Linked DNA regions of Homo sapiens: region 1 is linked to region 2. A link is a loop called in an ENCODE intact Hi-C map of the cell type or tissue named here. Cell type or tissue: dorsolateral prefrontal cortex. All regions are shown on one strand.

Region 1 (8,000 bases), 330 kb before region 2:
TTTAAAATCTTGTACTTTATAAATATATTGACTTATTTTGGCATAATATACTGTTTTTAATTGAGCTTCCAGTATGTAAATTTTAAGGTTAAATAAAAATAGAGACAAAGGTGAAAGTAAAATAATGTTTATTCAATTATGCCTTAAATGTAGAAATCATGAACCATTACAGGTAGATATTTAGAGAAAATATCTTATAGGGATTGTTATATGACATAACATTTTAGAGAGTCTTTTGAGTCCATAGAAATAATTTTTAAATTTTGGAACACGTGGAAAACATTGGTAACTAAATTAAAATATCAATGCTGTCTACCATTTTTGTTTTCTTTTATTGAGCTTCTTCTAAATTGTCTTCATATAATATTTGAGACACCATATAAAGTTATGTGCCAAGAAATCTCTTTTTCTTTTGTGACAAGAAAGGTGAAACAGTTTCTTACTCCCATTCTGATGTAGACTTCTCTGCATTAGTCTATTAATTTTCTTCTTATATTACAATCTTTTTATTTATCTTTTTCCATATTCAACCACTAATTTGTTACTCAGTACAACAATTTAGATTCTACACTACAAGTCATCATCTATGATGGTGGAAATATGGGCAAATAACTATGGCATCAGGTCTTTCATAAATTAGATTTAAAAAGAATTATATACTTGGCCATAAGTTATCAATCGTTTAGGGCTGGAAAACACTTCCTATTTCTTATGCCATCTCAACACCAAATGAAATTTCTGATTCAGAAGTTTCTTATGAATTTGGGACCTAGACTTCTTCCTACATACTAAGAAAACATAGCTATTGATAGTCTTTCAAAGATTGTCAATTTCATTGATTTCCATGTGGAAAGTTGGTTTGAAGATTTTACAGTATTTCACCTATGCATTGTGTTTCTTTTCCATTTGAAAGATAAATGCCTTTTTGTGTCATGTACTGTTGCTTTTTTTTTCTCTAAACATACAAAGAGTTCCACACCTGTGGATTTTATTAAAAAATTAAACATTTAAAAAACACTGGTGTTGCTCTTTCCAGTTAGTGACATTGCTATAAGAATTCAATCTAAGAGGTGACAGCATTTTCAGAAAACTGAAAATGAGCATTTTTCAGGTAGAAAATTCAGTGAAAACGACATGAAATTATAGGGAAAAATCTAAAACAAAGTATTATCTTACTCAGGCATTCAAGAGAAGAGAAGAAAGTATGAACTGCCAGAAACCATAAACTACTGACAAAAATGTAATACTCACCACTTCATAGTACTTACTGCCCCAGTTCCTTCAGTTTTTATAAACATAGTACTAGAATCTATCACAATTTCAGTTAGAAGCTAACTTTATATCTGATCGCTAATTTTACACGTCTCGACACATACCTCCTTATCTCCCCCATCCCGACGAATGTCCAGATATTAATTTTAAGACTTGGAATTGTGAATGCAATGCTTGAAAGACATTAAGTTAAGCTTCGTTGTCTTTTTTTTCTCTGTGATTGGTAGGGTAGTGAACATGACTATCAATAGTGAAGGACAAAATGTTTAGAAGCAAAAAGTGAAGGAGAGAAGAATTAGATGGTAATCTTTTAATTCTAAGCAACTGTTATTGTTGAAGAGGGCAGTATGTTGTGTAGTTCTCAGATGGAGTTGTCCAGGCCCTTATCACCAAGAGGATGTAGCAGAAATATACATTTAAAATAAAAATTAGCAAAAAAAACATGGAAGTGACAGGAGCTATTAGCATCATATTCCCAAATTGGAACCATACTTTAGGATGAAGGTGCATTATAGATAAGACACAAATTTGATCCTTTTACTCTCTGCTTAAACACCTTTAAAGCTTTGCATCCTTCACAGGGTCACTGTATACCAGCTTGATCTTTGGATTCTCCTCTAATGCCTCTCCTTCTGTGACATGCCTCCTATTCAGACCTAGGGTCACCCAAAAGAAACATTGCTTACCACCCCTTTTCCTGTGCTCATTTTGTTCTCTCTTCTGGAGGCAACTGTTCCTCCGTTTTCCTTTCAGCCAGGTTTGCTCTTGTTCTATACGAAGCTTTTGGAGTTGCGTAGGGAAGTTTCTGGTGGTTGCAGTGATGGCAAGGTGTTTCTGCATTTAGTGGGCAGCAGGGTCCGGGTAGGCTAAATGTCCTGCAGAGCTCAGGGCATTTCCTTATCAGGAGGAGTTGTCCCACTCAAAATTCTGATAGATATCCTGTTAAAAATGTGCAAAGATTGCTGCTTAAATTTCACTTGCAAAGGAAATTCTTCCTGACCTTCCAGACTAGATTAGTTTTTTATTTTCAGCTCATAAATAACCTGTATTTCTCTTCTCGTAACAAAATCCACCTTCCCTATTCAACCACAGCTTTTGAGTGCAAGAGCTATGCTCACTTCATTGGATTTGCTCTTGGATTCCAGCACATAGCACAGTACTTAGCACATAGGAGATAATGCAATTAATATTTTAAGTCAATGAATGAATAAAATTCTGAATCTTATACTGGCTGTAACTAGAAAATTAGATCAGCCAGGCTGCGAAAATAGTGACTAAAACCAGGTGGGAGGATTGGAGATAGATTCACAGCTGGAATAAACATGGAGAAGATGGAAGGGTGTTTGCTTTATCATCTTTATCATCATATTGTTAGAATTGTGCAGATATAACATATTTGTATTCTTACTCCCCACCAGTGTTCTTAAAAACATAAGTCTCTTAAGTAGTTATGCAGCTAGTATCTGGTAGAACATGGGTTTAAACATAGATATACCTAGCTCTAACATTATATTTATCTTGCATCCAATACAGAAAAGATGACAGTCTCAGAAGACACCAGAAAAGGATCTACAATGGTTCTCCTTAAAACTCAATTCCCAGGCTTGGGGTAGGCAGACTTATCACCCTCCAGAAATGTCCACGTCTTAATCCCCTGAACCAAAGGATATGTTACTTCATTTGAAAGGGAGAATTAAAGGAGCAGATGGAGTTAAAATTGCTAATCAGCTGACTTTAAAATAGGGAGCGTATCCTGTATTACCCAGGTGAGCCTAATGTAATCACAAAGATTCATCTTCCTCCCTCCCTCCCTCCCTCCCTCCCTCCCTCCCTTCCTTCCTTCCCTTCCTTTCCTTCCTTCCTTTCTCTCTTTCTTTCTTTTTCTTTCTTTCTTTCTTTCTTTTTCTTTCTTTCTCTCTTTTTCCTTCCTTCCTTCCTTCCTTCCTTCCTTCCTTCCTTCCTCCCTTCCTCCCTTCCCTCCTTCCCTCCTTCCCTTCTTTCTCTCTTTCTCTCTTTCTTTCTTTTTCAGATAGGATCTCACTCTGGTGCAGTGGTGCGATCTCTGCTCACTGCAGCCTTGACCTCCCAGGCTCAGGTGATCCTCCCACCTCAGCCTCCCAGGTAGCAAGAACTACAGGCATGTGCCACCACACCTGGCTAATTTTTTTATAGATCTAGTAGAGATGGGTTTTTGCCATGTTGCTCAGGCTGGTCTTGAATGCCTGGGCTCAAGTGATTCGCTGACCTCAGCCTCCCAAAGTGCTAGGATTGCAGGTGTGAGCCACCATGCCTGGCCAATCACAAAGGCTCGAAAAGTGGAAGAGAGAGGCAGAAGAAAAAGTAGGAGTGAGTGACAAGGACTTAACTCGTCTGTGCTACTATTGAAGATGGTGAAAGTGGGCCACGAGCCAAGGGCAACCTCTAGAAACTTGAAAAGATAATAAAACAGAATGTGCCTAGAGCTTCTGGAAAGAATACAGTCCTGCTGATACTAGAACTCAGTGAAATTTGCACCAGATTTCTGAGCTACAGAACTGAAGATAATTCATTTATTTCAAGCCACTGAGTTTGTGGTAAATTTGTTACAGTAGCAATAAAAATCTAATACATGCCTTCTATACCAGAAGAACACATCAACATGACCATTCCTGTCCTCACCCAACACACACACACACACACACACACACACACACACACACACACACACACAGAAACACACACACACGCACAATCCCTAGTGGTGAAGCCCTGCCTCACTCTATGGCACATTGGATTCAGATACTCTTTATTCTTAGCCATTAACTCACTGTACCTCCATCTAACCCTGACTTGCATGCCCAAAACACCAGTTTCCTCACCAAACTCTGAGATGGAGGGTATTTACTGGATTCATTTCAAATGTCAAAAGAGAATGTGATCTTTCTTGGAAATTGTTGATAAGTCTGTATGTTGTTCAGTATGTGACTGTTTTGATGGATTAATCAGGCAAATCAGTTATTAAAAATCTGTCTTTTAATCATAATCATAATTTGTTTTGAAGAAAACCACTTCATCAAAACTCATTTTGATGTGTAGACGTAGTCTTAATATTCAGTCCTACATAACATTATGTTATAGTTTATAGAACTAACATTATTAAGGTGGAATACCTTACAGATTAGGTGGCTTAGAAATTGAACTCTAATCAGATATTTTCTAATATTACAATACTACCTGCTTTTTAGCTGAGTGTCCATGGAAAAGTTATTAATTTACCTAAACTTCACTTTTCTTATTTGTAAAATCCATTAATTGAATTGATCATTCATTTACTCATTCAATAAATATACTCTGATTGTATACTGTGTCAGGTACAATGTTAGACACAGAAGCTACTGTTCCTGTAGAGGAGACAAACAACAAAAAAGTAAATTATAAAAAGCAAGTTAATATGCAGTAAGAAGTGACCAGAATAAAATGCACCTTTGGGAAAGTATTTTGGATATTCAGGGATGACTTCTTTTAGGTTATTTTTCAGCTGAGACATGGACAAAACTGATACCTACCTCATAAGATGCTAGGGTGAGAGGAAGTGCTAATGAATGATACCCATAATTCCTGCCCAAGTTCAGAATTAAGAGAGAGATAGGTTTAGGAGTCCCGTAGATGAAAATCAAAATATCAGCTTTATTGCAGATTAAACTTGCATGGAAGAACATGGTTTGGGTGTGTGGCTAAATAAACCAGAATTCCTGTGAATTCAACTTAACCTTCAAAACTGCAGAACTATAGAACAAAATAAACTTTCTGTTGATTCTGTTGATAGTTTCTTTTGCTGTGCAGAAGCTCTTTAGTTTAATTAGGTTCCACTTGTCTATTTGTGTTTTTGTTGCAATTGCTTTTGGAGTCTTCCTCATGAAATCTTTGCCAGGGTCTATTTCCAGAGTGGTATTTTCTAGGTTTTCTTTTAGGGATTTTATAGGTTAGGCTTTACATTTAAGTCTTTAATCAATCTCGAGTTGATTTTTGTATATGGTGAAAAGAAGGTGTCCAGTTTAAATATTCTGCATATGACTAGCCAGTTATCTCAGCATGGTTTATTGAATAGGGAGTCCTTTCTTCATTGTTTGTTATCGTTGACTTTGTTGGAGATCAGATGGTTATAACTTTATTTTGGGGTTCTCTATTCTGTTCCATGGGTCTATGTGTCCGTTTTTGTACCAGTGCCATGCTGTTTTGGTTATAGCTTTGTACTATAGTTTGAAGCTGGGTAGTGTGCTGCCTCTGGCTTTGTTCTTCTTGCTTAGGATTGCTTTGACTGTTCATGCTCTTTTTTGATTCAATATAAATTTTAAAATAGTGTTTTCTAATTCTGTGAAAAATTTCATTGGTAGTTTGATAGGAATAACATTGAATCTGTAAATTGCTTTGGGCAGTATGGATATTTTAGCAATGTTGATTCTTCCTACCCATGAGCATGGAATGTTTTTCCATTTATTTGTGTCATCTCTGATTTCTTTAAGCAGTGTTTTGTAATTCTTGTTGTAGAAATCTTTTACTTCCCTGGTTAGTAGTATTTCTAGGTATTTTATTCTTTCTGTGGCTATTGTGAATGGGATTGCGTCCCTGATTTGGCTCTCAGCTTGGATGTTACTGGTGTATAGAAATGCTGTGGGGTGTTGCAGTCTTACACTATTATTGTATGGTTATCTAAGTCTTTTTGTAGGTCTCTAAGCACTTGTTTTATGAATCTGGATGCTCCAGTGTTGGGTGCATATATTTAGAAAAGTTAAGTCTTCTTACTGAATTGAAACATTTATCATTATGTAATGCCCTTCTTTGTCCTTTTTGATCATTGTTGGCTTAATTTCTGTTTTGTCTGAATTAGAATAGCAGTCTCTGCTCTTTTTTGTTTTCTGTTTGCTTGATAGATCTTACTCCATCCCTTTACTTTGAGCCTATGGTTGTCATCACATGTGAGATGAGTCTCTTGAAGACAGCATACAGGTTGGGCCTTGCTTCTTTATCCAACTTGCCACTTCGTGCTTTTTAAGTGGGGCGTTTAGCCTGTTTACGTCCAAGGTTAACATCGATATGTGAAGATTTGATCCTGACATGTTGTTAGCTGGTTGTTGTATAGACTTGATTGTGTACAAGCTTTATAGTGTCAATGGTCTATGTACTTAAGTGTACTTTTGTGGTGGCTGGTAACAGTTTTTTGTTGCTATGTTTAGCACTCCCTTAAGGACCTCTTGTAAAGCAGGTATGGTGGTAACAAATTCCCTTAGCATTTGCTTGTCTGAAAATGATTTTATTTTTCCTTGTTTTATGAAGCTTAGTTTGGCTGGATATGAAATTCTTGGTTGGAATGTTTTTCCTGTAAGGATGCTGAATATAGGCCCCCAGTCTCTTCTGGCTTGTAGAGTTTTTGTTGAAAGGTCTGCTATTAGCCTAAGGGAGTTCTCTCTGTAGGCAGCCTGCCCTTCTCTCTAGCTGCCTTTAATATTTTTTCTTTTACATTGACCTTTGAGAATCTGATGCCCATGTGTCTTAGGGATGGTCATCTTGTATAGTATCTCACAGGGGTTTTCTGATTTCCTGAATTTGAATGTCAACCTCTCTAGTGAGGTTGGGAAAAATTTTGTGAGCAATATTCTCAAATATGTTTTCCAAGTTGCTTGCTCTCTCTCCCTCTCTTTCAGGGATGCCATTGAGTTATGGGTTTGGTTTCTAAATAATCTCATATTTCTCAGAGATTTTGTTCATTTTGAAATTGTTTTTTCATTATTTTTGTCTCACTGAGTTGATTCAAGGAATCGGACTTTGAGCTGTGAGATTCTTTCCTCAGCTTGGTCTATTCTGCTATTAATACTTGTGATCGTATTATGATATTCTTGTAGTGAGTTTTTCAGCTCTATCAGAACAGTTTGTTTCTTTCTTAAAATTGCTATTTTGTCTCTCAGCTCTTGAATCATTTTAATAGATTTCTTAGATTCCTTGAATTGGGTTTCAAGTTTCTCTTGAATTGCAATAATTTTCCATGCCATCCAGATTCTGAACTCTGTGTCTGTCATTTCAACTATTTCGTCTGGTAAAAAAACATTGCTGGGTAGCTGTTATGGTCATTTGGAGGTAAAAGACACTAGATTTGTGAGTTGCCAGAGTTCTTGCATTGTTTCTTTCTTATCTGTGTAAGCTGATGTTTCTTTAATCTTTGAAGTTGCTGTCCTTTGGATGGGGCTTTTTGCTTTTATATTCTTTCATGCACTTGAGGGTTTGACTGTGGTATAAGTTGGGTTGAGTTGACTGGCTTTGTTTTTGGATTATTTCAGGGGGCCAAGTCTCAGCTCAGCACTCCTGGGCTGCATGCTCTAATACTGGGGCCTGGGACCAGGCCCATGACTTTGTTTTATGGCCCCTTGAGGTTAAGCACCTGCTGCACTGGAGGGGCTGAGGTGTTTCCAGTTCACTGGCAACAACATTCTGATGGGGAGAAAGGTGCTGGAAAAAGGACTTTATTGAGGTTGTAGCAGTGGGGTTTGCATGTGCACATGTGCGATAGTGGCGGTAGGGTAGTGGTGAGGTGGTGGGCTCTGTGTGCACATTCACCAGTGACAATGGGATGGTGGTGTGAGGAGGTTTGCACACATGCACTGGCAGCAGCAGTGGTGGGATCTGCCTGTGCACTGGTGGTGGTGGGGCAGTGTGGTCCACGCATGTATGTTGGGCAGCTGCAGGACACATTTGTG
Region 2 (8,000 bases):
CCTGCCTCAGCCTCCTGAGTAGCTGGGACTGCAGGCACATGCCACCACACCTAGGTAATTTTTGTATTTATAGTAGAGACGGTGTTTCACCATGTTGGCCAGGATGGTCTCAATCTCCTGACTTCGTGATCCATCTGCCTCAGCTTCCCAAAGTGCTGGGATTACATGTGTGAGCCACCGTGCCTGACCTAAATTATGTTTCTTATTAGCTAAACTTAATGACTACTAAGTGTCAGGCACTGTCTTTATGCTTCATATAAATAATCTTAGATAACTTCAGGATAGATACTATTACATCTATTATATTTTATCCCTAAAACAAGTAAATCAAGATCACAAAATTAGGTAACAGATAAGGAGAATTCATTTCAGCAAAGGCTGTGCTGTGTCTGAAGTAACAGCAATAACCCCTAGACAGCAGCGATTCAGCTGACTGTATCTTCTGACTCTAAGACTAGTGGCATTAATAATTCCCTTCCATCTGTCCTTTAAGCTGAGTATAAATCACAATTTCAAATGGAAATAGTGTTATTATTATCCAGAGGAATTAGGGGAGTTACTGGCAGAGGTCACAGAAATTCTTATTCCTTGTTTTCTCTGAGTTATGACATAGTGAAATGTTCCTGTTTGTAACTATTTTCCTACTTCTTTGATGGCCATATCTAGATTTTCCTCAACAATTCTGATTCTAGACTTTCTGTCTATAACTCTCATAATCAAAGGCATGGTTTAGGGGAACTGCTCTAGAAGATATTCTCAAACAGTTGTAAAGCTACATGTTGACATGATGTTGTAAAGATTAGCATAGAAAGATGTTAATGGAAACAGAGTGAAAGGAAACCGTGGAGTCCTTACGTATTTTATCCTAAGTTATGGACTTAATGATGCAAGGCTGGTGTTGCTCATGAAGGTATACAGCCAATAAATTAGGAGAAAATAGAACCTAAAATGTTCTTTCAAATGGCCAGGAAATTGAAATGAACAAGAACAAGGAAGTATCCTCTCCTCTTTCTTTCATAAGCACATCCCCTTTAATGCAAAGGAAAGAACCAAAGTTTAATAAACCTTGTGATATTAGAGGTTTGACCAGAACAGCAACCTTTGTTTTAGAAGATGAAAATTTAATTACTTCTCATGAAGTAAAACCCCAATATAAATGGAATTCTTTAACATATGTGCTCAATTAATCTATTTTAGATGAGATCAAATAATAAAAAAATTGATATTTCAATTTTCTCTGAGAAGAAAACATTAAAATAAGTTTATGCACACTGAATGTAAGAATGTTGAAGAAATTCCTCATTATATGTTGTGGAAGATTTAATAAAACTTGGTTAATGGATAGAAAGGTGTTTCACATCATATACTTTTAATTTTGAAAAACAGTTCCGTCACAAAATTTTGATAGTAAAGGTCTGTTGATATACTTGGCATAAATAAATTAACTTGGATTGTTAATTAAATGTCAGATAACACATAAGATGGCTAGTTATTTTATGGTGACTTTGGAAAATTCCAAAAGCAAATGTTTGTTTCTTAAAAGTCAAGGGATTGTAATGCCAAAGCAAAGTCTCCAGGTACTGAAAACATTCCTCATTTTTCTCCCTGCAAAATGTCCCCAAATGGAGACCATCCAAGAAAAATTATATAAACTTGGACCATAGCTTTTGGTTTTATAAATAAGAAAAAAGTATTGCTAATTAAGAAATGAAAGATGTGGCTTTTCTAGGCTTTATATCTTAGGTTGCTCATTATTTTAGCTTCTCCAACCCAAGTCTATATTAATGTGCTTTTCTTTCTCCAGGGAGATAAAGAAGCTGAATTAGGGCTTCCATTTTCCCCACTTTGTGATCGGAAGTCAACCATGGTGGCCCAGTCACAAATAGGTAATTCTGATGATTTGTGGTGGTGGAAAGTGAGTGTGTGCTTGTCAGTTTTCAAATGGGTAAACGATGTTGTTCAAAGGGGTAACTTGCATGAAAACCTCACTCCATATTCATGATATATTTGATTTTTAAATGGATCTATGTGGTGCTGAATAAGACTTATTGAAGCATTTTCACAAAATGAATTCAATAAAGCAACATTAGTAAATGTAATTGTTATCGTGGTTGTAATCCTTTTACAAAATATAAAATTTTCTTGTGTGGGAGACCATTTTATGTTGTTTTGTTGCTGATTATTGTTTTCTGTAATTTAATTCTTTAGATATATAGGTCAACTCAATGAAAATGTTAGTGCACTTGTTCTATCACTAAGTTTCCATGGTATGCTTAATATAGTAGTGCACATTTCATTTGGAAAAATATTCTGTCATGATGTGAATAGATTAACCAACAACAGGAAATTTGCAAAATGATAATGCTCCCAACCACATTCATTCTTATCATCTGTATTTGTGTTGGGGACTTCAAGTCCAGTCCATTATTAAAACATGTGTTGCATGGCTCAAATACTTGTAATAATTATTCCCTAAGCCAGCATTTTTGTTACTGAACAATATGATCAATAAACACAAGGATCACTTCTTAGCTGTGTAGTTATGCTCCAGCACCACCCATCACAAAGCGTTGGGGAAAGCTGCCTGCTCTGACCTTTTCCCCTTCCCATCCAAGTTTCAACAGCTGTTTTTCTAGAGACCATAACACAGGTGCCTATCCTTGCTTAGTAAGTGTAAACGTGGCAGGCTAAGGACCTGATGTGGCAAGCTAAGAATGGAAGTTTCTGAGGCTTGTTGCTGTAATGCAAATTGCTGCCATGTTAGTAGAGGTGATGCCCCAGTTGACAGTCTACACATCTCAGGCATTTAAGAACATAGAACTGGCTGGGTGCAGTGGCTTATGCCTGTAATCCCAGCACTTTGGGAGGCCGAGGCAGGTAGATCTCGGGTCAGGAGATCAAGACCATCTTGGCTAACACGGTGAAACCCGTCTCTACTAAAAAATACAAAAAATTAGCCGGGCGTGGTGGCATGCACCTGTAATCCCAGCTACTCGGGAGGCCGAGGCATGAGAATCACTTGAACCCAGGAGGCAGAGGTTGCAGTGAGCCGAGATTGCACCACTGCACTCCAGCCTGGGCAACAGAGTGAGACTCCATCTCAAAAAAAAAAAAAAAAAAAAAAAAAGAACAAAAAAAGAACATAGAACTTAAAATAGTACCCTAGGTGGTCAATTAACACTGATTTAACTTGAAGGCATCCATTAAAACTACTGAAGTTTTATTAAATTAAAAATGTGCCTTATTATATACTATAAGTAATCCAGTTACTTGAAATGTGAATTACTTTTATCCAAGCATCTGATGGACAATCTTTAAATGTGCATATTTACAGGACATTATCACTTAAAAAGCCTACCTCCAGCTATTCTCCTATATTCAGGTGGTAGTCCATTGCTCTCAGAAGTGTTTCCAACAACAATTCTTGACTTGAGGCACCCACAGCAGTCCTGGGATCTGGGATATTGCCATGTACACAGACCTTAGAATAGGTTGTTGTCTCCTCCTCTGCCTAAACATGGGATGGAAAATGCTCCCAGAGGACAATGCCCTTTTCTCTGTGTGTCATTTTCTATCTTGATGAGTACTTTAAATGTAAAAGTCTTCATTCAGTACTGACATCTCAAAGTGGTGGGATTAATGCTGTCTCCCAGAGATGTTACTTTTCTCTTCACTGATTTGACAGAACACACACACATGCTGTGAACTAACACTTTACATCCAGAGAATAATAAACAACAATTTGAAATATTAACACACTGGCAGAAAGCTCTGACTGATATAGTAAGAAACAAAAAGTAATTGTCTTCCTGTTACCTGAGAAAAACCTTCAATTATTTAATTTCTTTGGAGCTTAGATATGATTTCTTGTTAGTAAAGAATAAAATCCAAAATGCACATGATGTGCTTTCAAAAAAGATAATGATCCCTGGTGTTGAGAGAGGAAACTATAGTCACTCTCATTGGATCTAAATGTATTGTTAGCAATCGTATATTATATAAGGCTGAATAGTAAATAGAAAAGCCAATATACTTGAGTTAGCAAGCTTAAATTGTGTCACTTCCATGGCTTCAAGTATTATTTTATAGAGCAGTTAAACCATCTCTAAAGACTGTTATTAGATTAAAACAATACAAAGGGTAAGCAGAACCAATATTTTAGTTGATTCTTGCTATCCCAGGATTGTCAGAAGCTCTTCATTATTTCTGATTTCAGAATTCAGGAAATTGTAACACTTGAATTTATCTCTCTCTCTTCTCATTTTGGCTTTTGTAGGTTTCATCGATTTCATAGTAGAGCCAACATTTTCTCTTCTGACAGACTCAACAGAGAAAATTGTTATTCCTCTTATAGAGGAAGCCTCAAAAGCCGAAACTTCTTCCTATGTGGCAAGCAGGTATGATATTTTCTTTTTTGCATTATTTTTCATCTTTGTGGTGTTTAGTAACACTTTCCTTAATGATTATATTTCTCACATCTAGGCAGAGAATTCTCACAAGAATTATTAGGGAGTATTGCCACCTAGTGGCTTTATATTATATTGCATCTGCCTTTGACAACTGAAGTTTAATACACAAAATATGAAATACTAAGTAAGGTGTGTACTAAGGAGAATCCAGTGTGGGGAGGGAGAGAAAGGAGATGAGCAGCTGCCACGTGCTCAGAACTGGGACTGAGCATCTACTATCCTGCTTTTCTAGTCGGTTTTGTAAAGTTTTTCAGGTTTTCCTTGTTCACCCCATATCCTGATGGTGTTTTTTGGTTTCTTTGGTTGTTACTGTTAGCTCAACCACCATTGTGGGGTTACACATTGCTGATGCACTAAGACGATCAAATACAAAAGGCTCCATGAGTGATGGGTCCTATTCCCCAGACTACTCCCTTGCAGCAGTGGACCTGAAGAGTTTCAAGAACAACCTGGTGGACATCATTCAGCAGAACAAAGAGAGGTGGAAAGAGTTAGCTGCACAAGGTAGTGTTGTTTATGAGGCCTTACTGCCATCTCTCTCTGTCTTCACTTCTCCTCTAAGAGTTTGGATTACTTCTTCTAGATTTCTTCTTCTATAGAATATGTAAGCCCTTGATGGTATTGGGAATTTGGCTACTCTTTGATCATTCATGAGAAAGTTGGCTCATTTATTAGATAAAAAGAGGTTCTGGTTTGTTTGTGCCACATGGGCTGCAGATCTGTGTGTCAGTGGGTGCTGGCAAACTGGATACTGAAAGATGAGATAATGAAATGGTGACAAAACTTTGTGGTACCATATAAACTCCTGTGCTTTCGTAGAGGTGCTTTCCAGCCTGGATTTTACTTGGTAAGTGGCTTTTGTGTTGCATTAAGTGTGTTATCACTTCATGTCAGAGACTTGGGTGTGTTTTTTTTCTGTTTCACTAAGTTGCTTTTTTGACTCAGAATTTAGACAGGAATTGGGGAAATCATTAGTAATCAACCACCACAGCAATCGCATGGGAAGGTAGCTACAGTTATTTCTGACATATTAGCTGCTTCAAATTAATTAGTCCATTTAGTAGGTTTGTGAGTTAGTATTCAAACAGTTATTATCTTTCGTGCAGGAATTAGCTTTCATATCCAGATCTGGCCCCTGCCTCTTCTCACACTCATTCCCACAGCTCTGTCTCCCTTATACACTACACTCCCTGCACAATGGCCTCTTGGAAGTTTCTTAAAATACTCCAGGGTCTTTGTAGTTATTTTTTCAGCCAGAAATTTTTTCCTTGTGTTTTTTGCAGCTTTAATATACTCAGGAATAAACTTACTTTTCTTAAAATGGATAATATAAGATCAAAATAGAGTGTTAAATCATATTTATAGTCAGAAAGACACAATATTGAAACGTTTTCAATTATCCCAAATGTCAACCATAAATATAACATGTTTCCAGTGAAAATTCCAATACATTTTTCATGGAATTTAAGAAATTGATCCTAAAATCTATATGGTATTGCAAATACCTAAGAATACTCAAGACACTCCTGAAGGATAATAAAGTGGGAGCACTTGCCATATATCAAAATTTACTCTTATACTGAAGTAATAAATTTAGTGTGGCTGTGATATAGAGATAATAAGATGGGCCTTGGGAATAGACCAGAGAGCCAAAAATAGCACATTAATTCCTGCAGAACTTGACAGATGGCAGACACACACATTCGTATATGCAATCTTTTGTATGTTCTCACATATTTACCCTTATGATATTCTTCATTTCTTCTTGTGTGTCAGAGCTACTATTTGGTATCATTTCTCTTCACACTGGAGTACTTTCTCAAGTATTTTCTTATAACACAGTTATACTGACAAACAATTAGATTTTCTTTATCTGGGAATGTCTGTATCTTACTTTTATTTATGAATAATTTTACTTGATTTAGAATTGTTGAATGATTTTTTTTTATTTTAGCACTTTTAATGTGTAATTCTATTGCCTCTGGCTTCCATAGTTTCTGATAGTGTTGGCCAAAAATAAATTGTATTGTTGCTTCCTTGTATGTACTGAGTATTATCTTTTTCTTTCTGTTTTCTAGACTTTATTTTGACTTTCAGCAATTTGATGATGATATATCTAGGTCTTTTTTTTTTTCAGTATTCTACTTAGTGTTCACTAGCTTCTTAAATCCACAAATTAATAATTTGCTTCAAATTTAGAAAGCTTTCTGTCATTTTGTTCAATATTTTTCTTCTGCCTCTTTCTCTCTGTTCTCTCCTTCTGAGGATTGTGTTATGCATAACTTAGGATTCTGGAAATTGTCCTGGATGCTCTGGATCTCTGTCAATTTCTTTAATTGTTCTTTCTTTCTTTCTTTCTTTCTTTCTTTCTTTCTTTCTTTCTTTCTTCTCTTCCTTTCCTTCCTTCTTTTGTTCCTTCCTTCCTTCTTCATTCATTTTTGATTGGCTGCTTTCTAATGATTTATCTTCAAGTTTACTGTTTCTTTCTCTGCCACCTCAATCCTGCTGTTGATTTCACTGAATTAACTTTTTATCTCAGCTACTTTTTTCAATTTTATTATTTCCATTTGGTTCTTTTTTATAATGTCTATTTCTCTGTTGATATTTTATATTTTCATTCATTGTTAGCATATTTTCCTTTAATTCTTCAAGATTATTTTCTTTAATTTTAAAAACATATTTAAAAAACTTGTCTTGAATTTTTTGAAATCAATTTTAAAACTGACTATAAATGGCCTTTCTATGGCTCTCTAATTTCTAGGGTTTTTCTGTTAAATCCTGCTGGTTTACCCTTTACCCCAACTTGGACCCCAACCCTAGGCTGACAAAGCTTGGGGCTCTCCTCATCTAGTCTAAGTGGATTCACCATTTTATATTCAAGTAACCAGAATTATTTGCTGCCTTCCCATTCCAAGTTGATTCTACCACATCCAACAGGAAAGTTGGCTTTTGCTTCCATTCCCAGGTCAGAGTTGGAGAGGAAGATGGAGGAGTGGGAGTAACTTCAGGCAAGAAGGTCACAGGTTCCTGCTGTTTTTACCTGAATGTCCAACAATTTTTTAAGAATAAATGTTTCTCAAATTATTATGTCCCTTTGGTTGATTTCCAGAGTCATTGAATAGTTGTTTTTATTAATGCTGTCCAGTTTTACACTTGCTTTTTCATGAAGAGAAAAAACTCGACTTCTTTACATCACTATAGCAGGAAGTATTCCTCTTCACCATAGGTTTTAAGAGAATTAAATGAGTTTATTAATATAATTTGCTTAGAAGTGTCTAGAGTACTAAGCGCTATATGAGTTAGCTGTTATTACTATATTATTTATGTTTCTGCCATGTGTTCTAGAAATAAGGGTTATAGGGCTACTATATAGAAACTAGGGGTGTCCCTAATGCTGAATTCTAAATCCAGCAAAACTATTCAGAAATAAAGAAAAATAAAGACATTACCAGATTAAGAAAATCTAATTACTATGGAAATTGGGGATAATTTCTATATAGTAAACTGGTAAGGAAAGCCTTCACTGAGGAA

Evidence for each region. Hi-C counts contacts between places; a loop is a spot of excess contacts. Peaks named below come from ENCODE experiments on the same cell type or tissue, not always from the same donor. Only the 100,000 strongest peaks of a DNase experiment are listed, where the experiment ranks them.
Region 1: it touches region 2 in a loop (2.4-fold over the local background); 2 of 110 quality-filtered maps call a loop at or near these places.

What each region holds. Positions count from the first base shown.
Region 1 is chr2:182,511,937-182,519,936 of GRCh38, reverse strand. It overlaps a transcript of PDE1A not described here. Among named protein-coding and RNA genes, the nearest start is that of PDE1A, 89 kb to the right of the region's middle. In dorsolateral prefrontal cortex, no CTCF peak of the experiment used is centred here; no DNase peak of the experiment used is centred here; H3K4me3 peaks cover 174 bases.
Region 2 is chr2:182,182,865-182,190,864 of GRCh38, reverse strand. It overlaps PDE1A (phosphodiesterase 1A), which reads left to right. Exons shown (of 15, transcript NM_001363871.4): 11 at 1,805-1,886; 12 at 4,277-4,397; 13 at 4,786-4,973. Among named protein-coding and RNA genes, the nearest start is that of PPP1R1C, 200 kb to the right of the region's middle. In dorsolateral prefrontal cortex, CTCF peaks have their summits at 4,322 and 4,521 (motif pointing left); no DNase peak of the experiment used is centred here; H3K27ac peaks cover 1,149 bases.